Linked DNA regions of Homo sapiens: region 2 is linked to region 1. Evidence: read pairs that join two places in POLR2A ChIA-PET (ENCODE). Cell type or tissue: MCF 10A. All regions are shown on one strand. Each heading gives the region's core, and the rest is flanking DNA. Links, peaks and the distances in the headings are about the cores only. Region 1 overlaps SLC9C2 (solute carrier family 9 member C2 (putative)). Region 2 holds the start of TEX50 (testis expressed 50).

Region 1 (5,388 bases), core at 176-5,175:
GGATGGAGAAGCAGAAAAATCTAGTGAGTCTATAGGGAAAGCCAAAGGAAGATGCCATAGAGGGCAACCCTGATAGGAAATGGAGAATCTAGAAAGCTTTCTACATCGCTGTTCAAATCCCTTCCTTAGGCCTTGTCACATATCCTGGCTATTGTGGGTTCTATAAAGTACTCTGCGTCCTTTTGATAAATCCCCCAACCATTTCTTTACTAAACTTAGTTCAAGTTGGTTTCTGTTACTTGCAATCAAGTAGTTTTGACAAATGGAGTGTACCGGATTGCATCGGCATTCGTTGTCCTTTGCATTATCAAAGGCTGAAGGTGATTATAGAGTTAACACCTGTGGTTAAACAATTTTTTCAATCTCCCTCCTTATTACACACTGCTAAAGTAACCATGAAGGCTGGGGTGTTATGCGGACAGAATCAAGCAAAATTACCTTATTTATCTCAATGACTTCATGCTTATCAATAATGCCTCTTGAACAAAGGAAGGTGAGATTTTTTAGAGCTTTAGCAATCACATTCCGGATTGCCTGTTTAGTCTTCAAAGCAATGACAACATCACGACCCTCATGCTCCATGAGTACTACAGCAAAGAAAATAAAATTCAGTAAGTGGCCTATGCAATAACCACAATAACTAATATTAGTATAATACTGTATAATTTCCAAAGCATTTACACAATATTCTTTGATTCTAGTTTCATGCAGAACTCATGAGGTCAGCAGGCAAAGAGTTATTTTCAACTCTATTTTATGGATGAGAAAATTGGAAACTGGCTTCCCCCATCAGCTAAGAGAAAATCACTCTCTCTCTCTTATCCCCATGGCATCTCCTCCATATCTCTATTATGGAACTCATTACATTATCATGTTACTATTTTTACTTCTCTGTCTCATCCTCCATATTGTATAATTTTTGTTGGTTAGACGAATAAATGACACAATGAAAGTACCCCTGGACTTTGGCTGGTGGGTCTTTCTGAGATCAAGGAGCATATTCTTTCCCCTTCAGTAAACCTCAGAAGACATGAACTGGACTGTGAGTCAAGGTTAAAATTGCATCTGTTTCATCTTCATATTCAACATTGAACACAATGCTTGCCATATCGAAGGTACACACTCTTTTCTTTTTAACTAAATGAATTGACCACTAAAGTGAAAGGTAGCAATGATCAAAAGCATAGGTTTTAGTGTCAAATACACCTGGGCTAGAAACCTGGCTCACTACTTACTAGCCATAGGGCCTCAGGCAAATTAACCTCTGTAATAATAGTATTTGCCTCACAGAGTAATTATAAGGATTAAATGAGATAATGTACATAAAGAGTTAGCAGTTCCTGCCATGATAAGCATTCAGTCATCAGTTGCAGTAACCACATGGAAACAAGCACTGCCTTTTAGAGTAGTGAATTGAGAAAACTTTGTAATATTCCATACTGATCTAAAACATAATATAATGCAGCTGTCCTAACCCCTAATCTTTAAAAGCACAGAAATAAAAATCTGTCAACATATAAATGGCAACAATGGGTCATGGGTTTTCTGAGATAATGCCAAAATATTCTAATCTGTTGTCTCTAAACTTACACTTTCATTCATTAGATCACATTCTTTCCATTTTGATTTGGAAAGTGTAACCCCATATGGCATCTTACAATGTGGTCATGAATATGAAATGGTTTTACTTTATTTTCTTTTCTGATAACTTCCATTTATTAAGGGCCTTCCATATGCTGGGCCCTCTACCAGATGCTTTTGCACACACTGACAGCCTGGCCCACAGCCCCCCATGAGAAAAGCTGACCCAAAAAAACTTGGCATAAAATCCCTGGGCTCCTGCTCTGTGCTTCAAATAAAGTGGAGTGACTGTAGATACTCAGGAAATGACATTCGTTGCAGCCCTATGTTCCAGAGTATCTTTGCAAAAAACAAAACAATGAAACAAAACCATTTTGTCAAAGGTAACCTTCACATGTCTTTTTCTTCTAACCTTGAGGACTCTGACCTTGCCACCTTAATACACTTTCCACACTCCTCTCATTCTTTCCTGTACACTCCCATAACAACTAACAGGACTCTGCTAACTTTTTCAATTATCTATTGATACGCTCATACACTCCACAAGATTCTGCACTGTTTAAGGGTCAGGATCTACTCATCTTTGCTTTCCCATACCTGGCCCATTAGCTGTGTTTAATAAATGCTTGTTGAATGCATAAATGAATGAGCAAGTAAATGAAAGCATGAATTGTTCTTCTTTTATTAAATTATAGGACAATAAGGTATGACTTTAAGAACTCAGATACTTCAACTACCTACCTAATTCTTTGACAGCATCCTGTTTGTTGGTTTCCAAAATTTCACATAGTTTCTGTAAAAAATTAAGAAAAACATGTATTTCTTATTATTCATATAGTTTCTGTAAGAAATTAAGAAAAACATGCATTTCTTCTTATATTCCTGAGAAGCATACTTATTATACCAAGTATAGTTCTGGCTTTCCTTTTATTTTTATTTTTTGAGACAGAGTCTTGCTCTGTTGCCGAGGTTGGAGTGCAGTGGTGCAATCTCAGCTCACTGCAACCTCCACTTCCCGGGTTCAAGTTATTCTCGTGCCTCAGCCTCCCAAGTAGCTGGGATACAAGTGTGAGCGACCACACCCAGCTGATTTTTGTATTTTTAGTAGAGATGGGGTTTCTCCATGTTGGCTAGGCTGGTCTTGAACTCCTGACCTCAGGTGATCTACTCACTTCTGCCTCCCAAAGTGCTGGGATTACAGGCATAAGCCACCACACCTAGCCTGGCTTTCCTTTTAAATTCAGAGAAAAGGAAGTATGGTAGAGGACATTTCACCTAGTTTTAGAAAAGCTATTGGCTCATTTCTTCCCTCTGGGTCAATTCTGCTGCTTTGCCCATGCTCAGACGTCAATCTCAATGAGTCTAGTACAGTCAGTAGCTTGCATAACTACCTTGCCTAATAGTTATCAGAAAAGATCAGTATGTACTCCACTGTGCACCAAGGAGAATTCTCATAGCGCCTCATTTGGCAGTGAGCCAAGTGAGCAGCTAGTTGGGAAGCCAGCCTATCAGGAGCACAAAAAGAAGTGGAAAAATGAGAAAATACGATATTGATTAGTTCATATTTCTAACAAATAACTCCTTAGATAACTGAAGAAATCACTGCACTCCAGGGCTAACCAATCTCTGTTCAATCAATCATACAACAGGTATTTGTTGGATGCCCACTATGTCCCAGGCACTTTTCCTCTTAAAGCTTACCCTCCAGCTTTGAGTCACTGGGGAGTTTGCACTTGGCTACACCAACAGTCCTGGAATCACACAACTGACAGTTCTTTAGGGTTGTCAGGTACAGATGTCTGAAACTCTGCCCCAAATAATGCATGGCATAGTGCTCTTTATAGGGAACACCTGGTTTGTTATCTAAAGTTTAAGCAAAGTTAAGTTTTTGTGGGGTTTTTTTGTTGTCTTTGTTTTGGTTTAGAAAAAAATCGCATGTAATGAATCCCTCATTTTGAATATAAGAATAAGGTATGTAATATTTATTAAATTATTTCTTCTTACTCGATAACATTGCATCAATATTGGGAAGGTGCCAAATTACTAGCCTGTCCATGGCACCAACATATCCTAGCCCAGCCCTGCTTGCATAGGTGCAAAGAAAGCAGCTAGGCCCCCTTCACACCAAACTAGACTTACAGCAACCCTGTAAGACTGCTCTAGAACGCCTTTGCACAAAAGCGCATGGGACCTGACTCCTGCCTACAAAGAGAGCATAATCATGAAAGCCTGGGCATACATTTATTTTTCTTAAGGTGAGCTGCCACAGGCCAATTTCCAGAACCAAGTCAGTTTCAGAATAAACACCAGTTAGACATCTAAACACATCTCAAAAGGCCATTTAAATCTTTACTGGTGCTTCTTTCAAAATGTCACAGGGGATTCACTTCACCTGTGACACGTCAAGGCAACTGCCCTCAGATCTCTGCATCTTCTCCCAAACTCCTGAAAACACATTCTTAACTCCCCCCACTGTCTCTTGTTTTTCTTCTCTCTTCCTCCTTCTGCTGAAATCTTTTCTCCTATGAATAGCTCTGTGTTCTTTCTAATGCAGATCAATCCAGCCTTTGAGTAGTTCTTTTAATTTTCTTCTCCATTCTTCAAAGTAAAGCAACAGGACAGAATTCTGTTACACATTAATGTTCAATCCAATAAAGGTAGATATCTTCACAGCCTCTTTTCCTCTTCTTATTTCAATAAGTAAAGAGCCTCTCTTGACTGAGGTAACGTAACCGTCACCACAAAAAATAGGCACCGTAACCAGAAGACATAACCTCTAGGCCATCCATGGTTTTATGTATCCACACATAATCATTGTAGTAATCAGGATTTAAATCCATCTCCAGTTAAAAATCAAGAGTGTAACTTGGGCTGAGAAAACACCTTTCAGCTGTTGATACTGTTCACCTTAGCCCCTCATTGACACGTATGAAAATATAACCAAAATCACCAAACACTGGGGGCAAAAACAGAATGAAATATAGAAACCAAACACAATGAATAGGAGAGTGAACCCCAAGGAAGCAGAATTAACACAGGAAGCAAAATATCTTTTAAGATGAAAAGAAGATTCTAGATAATATTATGTTAATTCTTTTAAAGCAAACAGTTGTTATGAAAAGGAAGCAACCACAGTTTTTGGAGATCAAAAAGTAATTGTCAAAAAAAATTAAAAAGTTTAATAGATGGGTTGAACAGAAGAAAGAACACAACTAGAAATTTAAAAATCTGTAACCTGGAAAATCAATTGAAAGATTCTCACTGCAAAGAGCAGAGTTGACAGCTATGAGTGAAAAATAAGGAAGTTTTTTATCTAAAGAATGCGAGTCTCCTCTACATTATCAGGCCCAAAGAAGCATGAGAATGAGAGAGCAGTCACGTTCCACTTTCCCCACTCTTTTGCGAGTGACTGGTAATAGACAGACTGGTGCGAGGGAGCCTGGTTAGGAGAGGATTCACTCCACCTCTAGGCTCCCATCTAGTACTTACAGCATAGTGGCTGGAAATGAAGAGGGTCTTAAATGATAAAAAATAAATACTTCTACTCACCCACCCCACAGTACCAGGATTTCAACTTTTCACTATCAAATCTTTGTTCTCTTTTCCTCTCTTCCTCTTCACTTAAGACTTACCCTTTCTTTGAAGCCTTTTTCAAGTCTCAACTCCTGCATACACCTTTCCAAGTGCCCTGTCTTTTAGAGAGTGTTACAGAGACATACTAGATCTCTTCTCTATACTCTGCACTCAGAAAAGAGATCATATGTTTTCTGCCATGAAGATAATAAATGAGTTTGATGATAACAGCTG
Region 2 (5,388 bases), core at 187-5,186, 110 kb after region 1:
GATATTGGTCTGGGCAAAGATTTTTTCAGTAATACCCTACGAGCAGAGGCAACCAAAGAAAAAATCGACAAATGGGATTATTACGTTAAAAAGCTTCTGCACAGCAAAGGAAACAATCAACGAAGTGAAGAGGCAACCCACAGAATGGAATAAAACTACTCATATGACAAGGGATTAATAACCAGAATATATAAGCAGCTCTAACAACTCAATAGGAAAAAAATCTAATAATCCTATTTTTTTAAATGGGCAAAAGATGTGAATGGACATTTCTCAAAAGACATACAAAATGGCAAACCAGTATATGAAAAGGTGATCAACATCACTGATCATCCAGAGAAATGCAAATCAAAACTACAATGACATATCATATCACCATAGCACTCCACAGATACAGACATATAGATTTAGATAGATACAATTATTTTCTGTATCTCCCTACTAGAAAGTAAACTCCATGAAGGTAATGATTCTGTTTTGGGCTACGTTGTGTATATATTCTCAGCTCCTAGAACAATGTTTAGCACACAGTCAGCACTCAGCAAATATTTGTTATATGAATGCTTACACAAAATGTCTTTGCTTATTATGCTTCCCCAATCTTAGATACCCTCTCTACACTGCCACCTATAAAAATTCTACTCATTCTTCAAAGCCTACTCACATATCTTTTTCTGCAAAATTTCCTAATTCCCCCAAGTGGGACTCATTGCCCTCTCAACAGTTATGTGATTATAATTTTATTTAGTTCTCATTTAGTAAAATCTAAAATTTTTTAGATTTAGTAAAATGAGAACTATTTATTTTTTATAATAAAATCAGAATCATTTTAATTATTATATTACTTTTTGCTTTTACCTCTAGATTGTACACTCCTTAAAGGCAAGGTCTATGTCCCATCTTTTTATCATATACCATGCCACCTTCCTCACCCCTCACCCACTACCTGATAGTACCACATCACCACCACAGGAATATATTATAAGGGACAGGCACTCAATATTTGTTGAACTATTTGAAGGGAAGGACATTCCCAAACAAAAAAATAAAAGCAGATGCTGGGTTATGTGAAGTGGTATACTATTTTTTAAGTAAATGTAAAACTGCAGTGCTTCAGAAGAAATGTTAGAGGTGACATGAGTAAATTGTTTCCATAAGATTCTATTAATATGACTATAGTTGAATTTATTAGCTAGCAAAATATTAGTAAAGTGTTCACTTTTAAGAAAATTGAAGAAGCTCAAACCATTCTGGCAAAACAACAACACAACAACAACAAAAAAGTATCTTTAAGAAACTCAATGTGATTGGTCAGGTGACACCTTTTAGTTCCAATGTGGTTATTTATGATGTCACTGAACTTATCCCTGAGTCACTATGACTGATGATGTTACAATGATCATCACTGTATCCTTTGCTGGGCATATTTTGCTGACTGGCAAGGTTATATGAAGTGCTTTTATTGAAGCACCATTTTAACTAATAGCTCCTGGTATTTTCTGCTTCCCTTCGTAGGGAATTTAGTTATTTTATTTTATTATTTAGCTAATTTAGCTATTTTAAAATAGCTAAATTTTAGCTACTTTTTTTTCAATTGACAAAGAAGGATGTCTAATCAAAGACTACCGCTGATTTTTTCTCTGTTGTTTATCTGCTTCTTCGGGGAGAGTTTCTGCATTTGTGATGGAACTGTCTGGACAAAGGTTGGATGGGAGATTCTTCCAGAAGAAGTACATTATTGGAAAGTTAAGGGTTCTCCATCTCACTGCCTGCCTTATCTTCTGGATAAACTATGCTGCGACTTTGCTAACATGGATATATTTCAGGGTTGTTTATATCTCATTTATAATTTATTACAAGCTGTCTTCTTCGTCTTATTTGTTTTGTCTGTGCATTACCTGTGGAAGAAATGGAAGAAACACCAAAAAAAGGTGAATTCGTGATACAAGTAGTAATAGTTACAAAATCTCTAAGGGTTTAGAACATAATATTACTAGTTTCTTTGAGAGAGGGTACCGTGTTTTATTCCTCATTGTAACCTTCCCCCAACTTCCCATTCATTCCCAGCATCTAGCACAGTATCTTGCTCATACTAGGTGTTCAACAAATGTGTATTGAATTAGAAGGTCCTTAGAATCATCTAGCCCCCTCTACTTCAAGTTACAAAACACACCAAAAAAAGTAGTGTGCTACCATGAGGAGAATGTATGGAAAATCAAGTTATCTGTCTGGGTCCTTAGGTAAGTCATTTGCTCTATCTCAGTTGCCTCATCCACAAAAGGATCTGTAACAAGAGATCTCTTAGAACCCTTTCAGATGTATCTAAGAAATCTAAGTACAAAAGGTGTCATGTAATTTTTATATGGGCTATAAACTAATTGCTAATATTAGAACAACTTTCTGAGAAATGGAGCTTTTAAACTATTACATAATTTCCCACTTTGCCAATAGATGACACCATAGTTTGAGAGGCAACCTTAAAAGCTCTTTGATCAAAAAACAAACAAAACCTCATTGACCTTCAGAAGAATTAGATATTTATAAATGTTTTCTTATTTTTAAAATGACTATTACTTTATGGTGTTATACCTTGAGGTTCTTTCATAAACGAATACATTTTGCTAATCAAATAATTTCTCCCAAGAGAGTACCCTAAACATAGGACACACTAATTGTTTGCTGATGGTGATAAGGATCATACATGTGGCATATAGATAACATTTCCTCTGCACTTATACCTTACTTCTATAGTAACCTTCCTTTAGTATAAATAATTGATGTGTGCTGTTTTAATAAGGTTTGTTTACATATTTAGAACATAAATTTAATTTGAACTATATTATTAACTATACTATAGTATTGAACTCTACTGTTTTATGTAGATAAAATCTGTATTGTTTTTCTCCTTTTAGCTGAAAAAGCAAGCCTCCTTAGAAAAACCTGGTAATGATCTAGAAAGCCCATTGATCAACAACATTGACCAAACACTCCACAGAGTGGCAACCACAGCATCAGTGATATACAAGATCTGGGAGCACAGGTCTCACCATCCTTCCTCTAAGAAAATTAAGCACTGCAAATTAAAGAAGAAGAGTAAAGAAGAAGGAGCCAGAAGATACTAAATAAATGCATATGCAAATGTAGCTTAGTCAATTATAGATATCACAAAAGAAATCTATCATCTAAGGATTAAAAATTGTTCTTTGGAAACCTTTATAAACTTTTTGCCACAATCTTTACTAAAATTTTCCAAAGAAGCCTGGGTTGAAATGTTACTTCCCATTCAATTAAAAAAGAACCCGGACTTACTAAAGTACTAGAGAAGAAATTGTATACTGTAGAAAATGAAATAGAGGTTCCTCTTCAAAGGGACATTCCTCCCAGTCTAATTCAGAATAGATAGTAACCTCTCTTAGAAGCAAAATTTACTCAAAGACCTGTGCTAATATTCTTAAATTCTGCTAGCTGTAATAAAGAAATCAATATACTCTGTTCTTAGCTCCCACATTTTAGCATAGGTATTTGCCCTGGCATGCCTGAATAGGTCCAAGCAAGCATGAGGTCATAGCCTGTTTCTCTTTCCTTATTTGTAAGTGTTTTTGCCTCTCTCAGCATTCCACAGGTTAATTCCTCTCTTCCTTTGTTCTCCTCTGCCTTTGCCTCTTTTGGGAAGTTCTAAGTTGCTAGCCAATCAGGTTGAGTACAGAATGTGAGGTCCCATTCCAGCCAATGGAAACCGGACACAGCAGTAGGGTGGATGCATCAGGTTATAAATTACCCTGTCTCTTTTGTTGGTGTGTGGCAAGACTGCTAGCAAGCAGCACCCTTTCTGCAGAAAGTAAACTAGCCTTGCTGAGAGATCCTTTGTCTCAGTGTTGATTTTTGCAACACTAAGCACCCGTTCCCAACAATTTGGTGGCCCGTAGGGGATTAACATTCCCCTCTGGGACAGTCTTTGGTCCTCTCTCATGGGGAGGTGCCCCACTGCCCATTGTAGCAGCCCCTGGAGGACAGCCAGGACCTACCCGGAGCAAGGAATATAGTTGGATTCTCAGCAACGCAGGGAAAGAGAGAGGCTTGCAGGACCACAGTGACCAGGTGACTCCATGCACGGGCCAAGGTAGGAAAAGCTGCAAGAGGGTGGCAAAGTATTTCCTTGGTGGTCAGCTTTTGGAGGCTGAGTGTGTGTGTGTGTGTGTGTGAACGACTACCAGTCTGTTGCTGGACAGAGTGCATGAACACAAACAGGAAGGGTGTAAGGAACCACCGAAAGGGAAAAGGAGGAAGGTTAACCTCCCAGGGAAAGAGAATCGGCGAGACATCTCTGGTGTGAGAGATTGAGCCTTTCACAAGCCTTTAAGGATGGGACAGCCAAGACATCCCCAGTCTGAAGAATCTGGGGGATTGAGCCTTGCCGGGAAAAGAATAGGCGAGACATCCCTAGCACAAGGGATTGGGCCTATCTAGGATCCAACATGGGAAAAGGCCCTTGGCAAGCCTCCAAAGGAAGGAAGGGCAAGAAGCCTCTAGTAGGAGAGGTTGAGCCACCCCCAGCCCCCTGCCGCTGCCATATCCAGGAGTGCTAGAAACCTCCAGCAAGGAGCAAGGGGGGTTGAAAGCTCCAGGGAAAGGGCCTATCCCAGGCACCACCCCAAAACTTCAAGATAGGAAATGTTTCGAGTAAGACAGGGAAGATAAACACCTGTGGCTACAGCAATATTAGTTGAAGAAAGTAGAAAATTAACCTTTGGGGGGAGATTAACTGTAAGCACGCCCCACCAAGTTAGAGCTATTTTAAATCAAAAAGCAGGAAGGTGGCTTACTGACTCCAGAATCTTGAAATATAAGGCTATTTTGCTAGAAAAAGATGATTTACCCTTGACTACTGATAATTCACTCAACCCAGCGGGTTTCTTGGCAGGAGACCCAAATTTAAAAAACACTCGTGTCTAGATTTGACTGACTACCAAACAAAAGTCAGGCCAGATCTAGGAGAGGCCCCTTTTAAAACAGGACGGCACTGGTTTATAGATGGTTCCCCCAAAATAGTCAAAGGAGAAAAACATAATAGGTATTCAGTAATTGATGGAGAAACTCTTGAAGAAGTAGAGTCAGGAAGACTGCCCAATAATTAGTCTGCCCAAACCTGTGTCCTGTTTGCACTCAACCAAGCTTTGAAACATTTGCAGAACAAAGAAGGAACTGTTTATACTGATTCTAAGTATGCCTTTGGCGTGGCACATACAGTTAGAAAAATTTGGGCTGAGCAAGGTCTTATTAACAGTAAAGGCCAAGATCTAGTCCACAAAGAACTAATTTTTCGTGTCCTAGACAATCTCCAGTTGCCAGAAGAGATAGCTATTGTACATGTCCCAGGGCATAAAGGAC

The links. Peaks named below come from ENCODE experiments on the same cell type or tissue, not always from the same donor. Only the 100,000 strongest peaks of a DNase experiment are listed, where the experiment ranks them.
Region 2: POLR2A ChIA-PET joins it to region 1 with 6 read pairs; 5 of 35 experiments call an interaction of 5 or more read pairs at or near these places.

What each region holds. Positions count from the first base shown.
Region 1 is chr1:173,524,341-173,529,728 of GRCh38, forward strand. SLC9C2 (solute carrier family 9 member C2 (putative)) reads right to left here. Exons shown (of 28, transcript NM_178527.4): 19 at 2,323-2,374; 20 at 439-587. Among named protein-coding and RNA genes, the nearest start is that of PRDX6, 50 kb to the left of the region's middle. In MCF 10A, for the core only: no CTCF peak of the experiment used is centred there; a DNase peak (open chromatin) is centred at 2,981.
Region 2 is chr1:173,633,915-173,639,302 of GRCh38, forward strand. All of the region lies in intron 3 of ANKRD45 (ankyrin repeat domain 45), which reads right to left. It overlaps TEX50 (testis expressed 50), which reads left to right and starts at 1,424. Exons shown (of 2, transcript NM_001195190.3): 1 at 1,424-1,931; 2 at 2,913-3,216. The coding sequence starts at 1,608. The coding sequence ends at 3,122. It overlaps LOC105371619 (a long non-coding RNA gene), which reads left to right and starts at 3,791. Exons shown (of 3, transcript XR_922291.4): 1 at 3,791-4,120. In MCF 10A, for the core only: no CTCF peak of the experiment used is centred there; no DNase peak of the experiment used is centred there.